Linked DNA regions of Homo sapiens: region 2 is linked to region 1. Evidence: chromatin loops called from intact Hi-C (ENCODE). Cell type or tissue: GM12878. All regions are shown on one strand. Links, peaks and the distances in the headings refer to the core of each region. The heading gives the core; the rest is flanking DNA. Region 1 has its middle 410 kb from the start of LINC00924. Region 2 overlaps LETR1 (lymphatic endothelial transcriptional regulator lncRNA 1).

Region 1 (4,395 bases), core at 222-4,221:
TATTTGGTCAGAAAGACACAAAATTTCAGTTAGATAGGAGGAATAATTTCAAGAGATATATTGTAGAGCATGTTGACTGTAGTTAATAATGTACCATATTGCGTTTTTTGAAAAACAGTAAATTTTAAGTGTTCTCACCACAAAAAATAAGCAAGTAAGATAACACATATGTTAATTACCTAGGTTTAGCCATTCCACAGGTATACATATTTCAAAACCTCTTTTTGCACACCATTAATGTGTGCTTTAGTATAATTAATAAATTAATTTCAAAAAGAATCACCTGGATAATGTATAAAGTACATAAATTCTCTAGAAAAATCCACAGATATAATTATTTAATAAAAATGGGATCTGGCCCAGAAATATGCATGTTTTAGAAATGAGCAAGTGTTTCTGATGATCAGCCAAGTTTGAGAAGTCCTGAGTTAGATGCCATCGAAGAAGCAAGGGAACATAACCTTCAGTGTTTGGGTGTTTGTACATAAAATCTTAAGAACCTAGATGAAAGCAATGGAAAGTCATAATAGAAATTAGGAAGAGGTATCATCTCTGGGCTGCCTTGTCCAGTAATAGAGATTCTGAGCATAAATAATTTCTTTATTCTCTCAGCTTATATTTTTTAATACTATTATCTAGAAAACAGTATCTCCAGTATTTAGTCAATGCCCTGATCACTTCCTCGCCGCCAACAACAACAACAAAACGAAACAGATAAGGAGCAAAAAGGGAAGGAAAGAAAAAGCAAGGAAGCGAGAGCATTTCTATTCATTAACATATTTTCTAAGCAAATGGAAATATTCCTATTTTTAATTTTGTATCTTACTAAAGTCAATTTAATGCAAGAAATGTGGCGTTAGCAAAGCCTAATATAAGGCCATTTTTAAAAAGTTTTGATAAGACGATATGAATCAAATTTTTTTCCAAACCCGCACTATGTTGGAGAGCATAGCTTGTTCCTTAGTTCTTCTTTGAATTTCTTAAAATGGTGAAAGAGAAGCCGGGCGCAGTGGCTCACACCTGTAATGCAAGCACTTTGGGAGGCCGAGGCAGGTGGATCACCTGAGGTCAGGAGTTAGAGACCAGCCTCACCAACATCGAGAAACCCTGTCTCTACTAAAAATACAAAATTAGCTGGGTGTGGTGGCACATGCCTGTAATTCCAGCTACTAGGCAGGCTGAGGTAGGAGAATCATTTGAACCCGGGAGGTGGAGGTTGTGGTGAACCAAGATCGCGCCATTGCACTCCAGCCTGGGCAATAAGAGCAAAACAAACAAACAAACAAAAAAAAAAAAAGAAAGAGAGAGAGAGAGACAGAAAGAAAAAGAAAAAGAGAAAGAAAAGAAAGAAAAAGAAAGAGAAAGAAAGAAAAGAAAGAAAGAAGGAAGGAAGGAAAGAAAGAAAGAGAAAGAAGGAAGGAAGGAAAGAAAGAAAGAGAGGAGACAGAAAGAAAAAGAGAGAGAAAGAGAAAGAAAGAAAAGAAAGAAAAAGAAAGAAAGAGAAAAAGAAAAACAAGGGAGGAAGGAAAGAAAGAAAAAAGAAAGAAGGAAGGAAAGAAAGAAAGAAAGAAAAAGAGAGAGAGAAAGAAAGAAGGAAGGAAGGAAAGAAAGAAAAAAAGAAAAAGAAAGAGAAAGAAAAAGAAAGAAAAGGTGAAAGAGAATCACAACAATTAATTCTTGGACGACCTGTAAATTGGTGGATTCCAAACTGCAAAATCAGGTCCTGGTCCAAGCAGTGTGGCTCCCTTGGGGCTCCTCGTGGGAACTGTCTTAGGGCTTCTTTCACGCTGGGGCCTGAACAGTCAGCTGAATCAGCCTCCTGCATTTTGTGCCCCACAGTGACATTCTCAAACCCTACCTTTCCTGTAGGCTACTGAAGACTCTCTAAATGACTGCAGGTAAAATACCCACCACTCACAGATTAAAAGTCAAAACCAGAACATTATATATAGAAAAAATAGAGCAATAAAGAATCTCAAGCCTTCTAGGTAATTTAGGCAGCTGTCATAGCTTCCAACCCCTCCGTCCCCATTCTACCATGATGGGTTTGTCTTAAAGGAGACATATATACATAATTTATTATTAAAAATTAAATCACCAATATTTTTCTAAATTACAAGCAAGAAAATTCTGAATAGTTCATCAAAATCCTCTTGACCAAACTCATTGCAGTGGGGGAAAAGCACACACTTTTTTTCTTGTTTTGTGAAATGTGACCCTGAAAACTGAAACCTAAGGGAGGATTCGTACGTGTGTGTTGAAGAGTGTTTATATTTCTCTCTCTCTCTCCTGAACAGTGTCCCATTACACAACCCCGAAGCCTGGTGTTGTGTTCTTGTTCCTATTTATTCTATCCTAGTGAGGGAGACCTTTCTGTCCCTCCTCTCTTCCCTTCTCCCTGTGGTTCCCAGAGAGGAACGTGAGTTTTCAAAGTGTCAGAACAGCATCAGTGCTGATGTATAGGCCACAGTTGTTTCTCTCAAAAGGCCTTCAGAGCCCTCCCTTCTCCTCTGTTCCCTTCAAGTTGGGAATGATTCATCAGCTGGCCTTTAGCAAGAAAAGAGGCCAGCCTAGGGTCTCGGGCCTTTGACCTCTGTGAAGAGAAAGGTCACACTGAGAGCAACTGTGCAAGCTCCAAAGCTGGAGACACAGGCATAGAAACCCGAGGCGGAGGCGCCGGGCGAAACGGAGGGGGATGGTGGGAAAGAGTGGGAGTTTAGAAAAGTTAAGAGTATATTTCTAAGAGACTCAGTGGATCAGCTGACAACCGGGGTCAAGGGTCATATTTATGCTTGATTCCCTGAGCATGTTACAGTAACATCTGCTTGTTAAGAGTCTTTAGGGAGCCGGCCTGGGGACCAAGTGCTTCTGACCTCCTTCCACAAAAGGGGACAGGCTAAGAGATTAGGGGTTCCTATTAACGTCTGTGTTTGACTTAACGACTCTCCCCGCCCTCTCCTGGGTGTGATTTGTCAGCTTCACCCCATTTCATTTTATAATCTTGCTAAATATTTAAATGAGCCCCATGGTTGTCAGTGGAGCAGCATCTGAAACTGCAGAAAAGAAAATTAGATTTCTATGGGGAAAAATCTTAGTGAGAAGTATAGAATGAGAAAGATTAAGAGAGGAAGAACAAACCCAGGAACTGCTTTGTGTGGTAGAATGGAGTCATTTCACAAAAACTTGTCAACTTTTCACATCGCCAACAGAATAAAAAGTCAGTTGTAACTGTGTAACAAACTTCCTAACAAGAGAGACAATTTGATCATTCAGTCGTCAGGAGATTATAACTTGATGTGGTGTTTTGCCTCAGTCATTGATGTCCTAAACTCAACACGAGGACAGAACTCACCATCCACGGGAGGTTGAGCGGTGAACATTGATTTCACTCTTTTATTGACCTTTTTTTGTTTGAGTCACTTTTATGCTCTTTATGATCCTTTAAAAGTCTTAGGTTTTATTTTCTCCTGTCACCAAAGACAGGAGAAAATAAACAGATTTATAAATAAAGATAAGTACATTTTAAATGTGTAAAATGCCCTATTTCCAATGTCTCTGGCCAAATTAATAATTAATGAAATCATAAAGTAGTTACTGGAAAATGGGGGTGAAACAACAAAAAATGCACTAAGCTGCTAAATTCTTTTTATTTTTTTAAAAATTATTTTGTGAGTACATAGTTGGTGTGTATATGTATGGGGTACATGAGATATTTTAATGTAGGAATGCAGTAAATAATAACCACATCATGAAAAATGGGGTATCATCCCCTCAAGCACTTACCCTTTGTGTTACAAGCAATCCAATTATACTCTTTAACTTATAACATATACAATTATTATTGACTGTAGTTACCCTGTTGTGCTATCAAATACTAGGTTTTATTCATCTTTTCTATTGTTTTCTTACCCATTAACAATCCTCACTTGCCCCCAAATCCCCAAACCCCCACTACTTTTTTTTATTTCCCAGAAGAACATTTGTGTGTCTACTGGCATCTAAAACACACATTTTGCATTGGTTACAATTACTCAGGTTATGTGTTTCCATTTCCCATAAATTTTGCATGGAAGTTTCTGGAAGGACTCAGCTGGGTTTTATAAAATCCCTTGGTGCCACTGCCAGCTTTTATTTCAGAAGCATACATACTTGATGCCTTAACCACTAGCATGACTTTTTGTTTTAACCTAAGGCCTCCCATAGAGGAATAAAACCTGTGAGTGGGGGAAGAAGCTTAGAAAATAGAGGATATTATTTTTAGCTAGAAAAAAAGTAAAAATAATCGAGTGATATCACGTAACACCCGCTCTTCTGGGTTCCATGCATAACAAAGTTCATGCAGTCTAACTTTCCATGTAACTGCATGAAAACAATCTGTTTGCTATTTATATGCAA
Region 2 (4,395 bases), core at 214-4,213, 530 kb after region 1:
TTAAGGGTGGCTTGCTAAATGTCCATCTCTGACTCTCTGGAAAGTTTGAGAGCATGCAAAAAGTGTGACAGTGTTATTTCGCATTTATCTGGAGCTCAGGAAAAGATTCTTTGAAAGCTTTTGGGGAGTCCCTTCCATACAGTTAAATTAGAGTACATGATCCAGGAACCCGTACCTGAATGGAAAACTAGGAAGCAGTTTCTGGATGGCAGTGTATGTAAATCTTGCCAAGCCTAGGATCCTGCTTTAGGCTTTAGTCCAAGTAGCTTAATTCAGCATCTAGCATGCAAGTTTAGGCAGACTTTATTCCCCATGCCAAAATTAAGGAGATTTGAGTTTCAGAAACTGAGTCTTAGAGTACAGTGTGAACCAGAAGGGCTCTTTACCACCTAAGAAAGAGGTGGAAACTAGTAGTAGCTATTATGAATAGCTCTTTATCTGTTTATTTGAAACAGATACACTTTGCAAACATACCTTGGGTATGCAAAACAACTTTTGCAAAGAACTATAAACCCCATTGCTTCTTTATGAAATCATCAAATAAAATTAGAGTATTTGTGAACTTATTGGAAACTATAAGCCCACTGAGAGCTGTGGTGATTGTATCCTGTTCCTAGGGGAAGAAGAAGTCCAAGAAAAACAGAAGCTGAGGAAGGGGACTGTGAGAAGCCAAAAATGAGGCACATGAGACCAATCTAGCAGGGGCTGGGAAGGGGCCAGGGTCTCCATATCCAACAGGCTTAGGGAGGGAGGGTAAAGCTCTTTTCTTCCCCGGTAGGTAGGGTTGGCTTGGTTTTACTCAATAATTTAAGCAAAATCTAAGAAGACTGTAGCAAATAAATAAATAATTCCCCCATAAACATTATATATTTACTGGAGGAAAACAGAATGAAGCAACCCCAAACAATGTAAATGAGCTGATTTTTGGAAGAGTCATTAGAAAAGGTGTCTGATGTGTTGGTCCTGTAACAAGCATTGAACTAGAACTTGCCTGTTTAGGATAGGAACTCTTGGAAGAGTGATTCACTCACTCCTATAATCCCAGTACTTTGGGAGGCTGAGGCAGGAGGATCATTTGAGGCCAGGAGTTCAGTTTGAGACCAGCCAGGGCAACACAGCAAGACCTTGTTTCTACACAAACAACACAAAACAAAAATTAGCTGGGCATGGTGGCATGTACCTATAGTCCCAGCTACTCAGGAGACCGAGGCTGAAGAATCATTTAGGCCTAGTAGTTCAAGGCTGTAGTGAGCTGTGATTGCACCACTGTACTCCATCCTGGGCAACAGAGTGAGACCCTGTCTGAAAAAATAAAATAAAATTTAAAAAATGAAAATAAACAAAGTGGAACAAAAATGGAGACCAAAAAACAAGCTTTTAATAGAACTAATGGCAAGAGCAGGATGATTTCCTGAGGGCTGCAGAGTTTCAGGGGCAACTAGGAGGATGTTTAGTGCCCATAGATAAGCCAGCTGGAAATGACTGGGAAACAGGAGTAGATACTTAGAATATGTCATTGTGGGGTAGGGTTGGGGAAAACAGTGGACTTGATAAAGAGGCCTAGGGAATATTCCAGTTAAAGCAGAGGATAGAATTACTGGGAACAAGTGACTTTAGTTGTGGAGAGAAGGATTTTGACCTGGAAAGGAAGGTGGGCCAGAAAGAACTAAGCAAACCCAAAGACTTTAAATCAATTCTGTTACCAGAATACAAATAAATTTGGAAGTATGCAGAATCTGAAGCTGCCTATTGAGGTGCGTTGAACTAGTTTACATAATAAGACTCAGCACCCATGACCGATTCCCTGGTGAAGCCTAGCTGCCTGCTATCTCACTCTAACATAGTGTTTCTCTTTCTGCTTGTCCCATGTTCCTTTCCTCTCATGTGTTGCATAGCATTTCCTTGAAGAGAAATCACGTGTAAAGAGTTTGGTTTAAAATGCCATCTAAATAATACTCTTCCCCCCATGAAGTCATGGAAAAAGTTAAAAATGAACCCTAGCATTGACAAACTTTTGCCAAATTGGGAACAATTTCCACTAACTGGAGTATTGATGAAAGCAGCCAGAAGAGATAAATCAATCCATCATCTGTGCTGTGCCATCAGAGTTTAAATTAAAAGATGCTTTCTGTGCTCTTCCAGCCCCCTCTCAACTCTCCACCCTGACTGCCTCCCATGAGAATCACCCTTTAGGCTGATTAAGAACATACTATGTACCTGCAGGTTCTTTGAGGCTCTCAGAATTTAGTTTCTCCCTTCTATTTCCTCTTGATTAATAGTTAACTTTTTAACATTGCTAGGAATTGTGTATTTCCAAAAAAAGATAAGCAGACACAGGTGTTGTCGAGTACATGTAATGGGATAACTGTGTGGCATTGGTGGGGAATCGCCTTAGCAAATGTCACTGTGGGAGATGCGGTCCCTACAAGAAGAGTCCTTCAGGACAGGTAAATTCTATGGGGCGTAGTTTTTATGTATAAATTTAATTTATCACATACTAGGCAGTAGCCTTAGGATAACATCCAATTTTTGTCTAGCAGATCACTGGTATTAAATACTTGGAATTGGGCTAGGGTAATTGACATGAAACTGATAGCAGCTGAGACTCTGAGAAGAGATTTTAGTCAGCACCCAAGTGGAGAGTGAGTGGTGCTCCAGAGTGCTCTACTCAATACTAGTTCTGGATGGAGGGCACTTTGGTTAAGCAAGAGTACAGAGGGAACAACAGCAACTGTAACTTGGAGGACAAAGAAAAGTATATGGCAATTGTGATAAATGGCATGTGCTCTGTTGTCAGAACCAGAGAAAAAGTCAGAACAGTTTGGCTCAATCAGTAAAATACAAGAAGACTTGGTGTTTATGAAATTGGAGCAAAATGCAAGAGAATAGACTGAGTAACAGGACAGAAATACACCACTAAATGATAAGTTATAAGAAAAGCCAAAGTGAGAGACTGATGACAGGAGGAAGGATTGCACACATAGCAGATGACGGGCAGCACTACGGGAGTGTGTTCCTTTCCCCTGTCCAGGGGCTTCCTTCCCTTTGGGACCCAGTGGGAAGTAAACTGTGAGCTGGCGATGCACCTTACTACAGAATGCAAGTCAGTCAGTCAGTTTCTTAAAATTAATTACTGTGGAGCCTCATGCCTGTAGTCCCAGCACTTTGGGAGGCCAAGGCGGGTGGATCACAAGGTCAAGAGATTGAGACCATCCTGGCCAACATGAAGAAACCCTGTCTCTACTAAAAATACAAAAATTAGCCGGGTGTGGTAGCACGCCTGTAGTCCCAGCTACTTGGGAGGCTGAGGCAGGAGAATCATTTGAACCCAGGAGGTGGAGGTTGCAGTGAGCCGAGATCGTGCCACTGCACTTCAGCCTGGCCAACAAAGCAAGACTCTGTTTCAAAAAAAAAAAAAAAAATTAAATACTGTGTTAGGCTGTTCTTGCACTGCTATAAAGAAATACCTGAGACTGGGTAATTTATAAGAACATAGGTGTAGTTGCCTCACAGTTCTGCAGGCTTTACAGGAAGCATGGTGCTGGCATTTGCTTGGCTTCTGGGAAAGCTTCAGGAAGCTTCCAATCCTGGTGGAAGGTGAAGGGGGAGCAAGCATCTTACGTGGCAGAGAGGGAGCAAAAGAGAGAGAATAGGAGGAGAGGTTCCACACATCTAAACAAGCAGATCTCATGAGAACTCACTCACTATCACGAGGACAGCACCAAACCATGAGAGATCTACCGCCATGACCCAAACACCTCCCACCAGGCCCCACCTCCAACATGAGGGATTACAATTCAACATGAGATTTGGTGGGGACACATATTCAAACGATATCAAGTACATTTTTAAAAATTACCATTTTCAGGTGGCAGAGAGAAACATTTGCAAAAGAGAATAGACAAATAGCTAGGAGGTGAGATCAGGTAGAGATAGCTTGCTGGCTTAGCCTGGAAAAATCTGTATTAATAACGCCATCAACAACAGTGTCTCTTCTGCTTCCCTTTCTGGGAACCATCCTCAAAAATTCTGAGCAAACTGGAAAGGGAGATTAGAATAAAAAGCCTAGTTTATGTACCTGCCTGTGACTAAGATAAAGATAATAGTGTGTAAATTTATCTGTGGTGAGTTGAATCATGCCCCCCACCCCACCAAAAAAAAAAAAAAAAAAAAAAGATGTACAAGTCCTACTCCTGGGTACCTACAAATATGTTACCTTGCTTGGCAAAAAGTAACCTTGCAAATGTGATTAAGTTAAGGTTATTGAGATGGGGGATTATACTGCATTGTCCAGTGTATTTACAAAGGTCCTTTTAAAAGGGAGCCAGGAAGACCAGAGGTAAAGAAAGAGATGTTACTAAAGCACAGGTGGGAGTGTTAGTGATGTGGGTCCAT

The links. Hi-C counts contacts between places; a loop is a spot of excess contacts. Peaks named below come from ENCODE experiments on the same cell type or tissue, not always from the same donor. Only the 100,000 strongest peaks of a DNase experiment are listed, where the experiment ranks them.
Region 2: it touches region 1 in a loop (25-fold over the local background); 1 of 110 quality-filtered maps calls a loop at or near these places.

What each region holds. Positions count from the first base shown.
Region 1 is chr15:95,844,333-95,848,727 of GRCh38, reverse strand. No RefSeq gene overlaps it. Among named protein-coding and RNA genes, the nearest start is that of LINC00924, 410 kb to the right of the region's middle. In GM12878, for the core only: no CTCF peak of the experiment used is centred there; a DNase peak (open chromatin) is centred at 1,817; H3K27ac peaks cover 784 bases.
Region 2 is chr15:95,310,768-95,315,162 of GRCh38, reverse strand. The region is part of intron 1 of LETR1 (lymphatic endothelial transcriptional regulator lncRNA 1); the gene reads left to right. Among named protein-coding and RNA genes, the nearest start is that of LETR1, 14 kb to the left of the region's middle. In GM12878, for the core only: no CTCF peak of the experiment used is centred there; no DNase peak of the experiment used is centred there.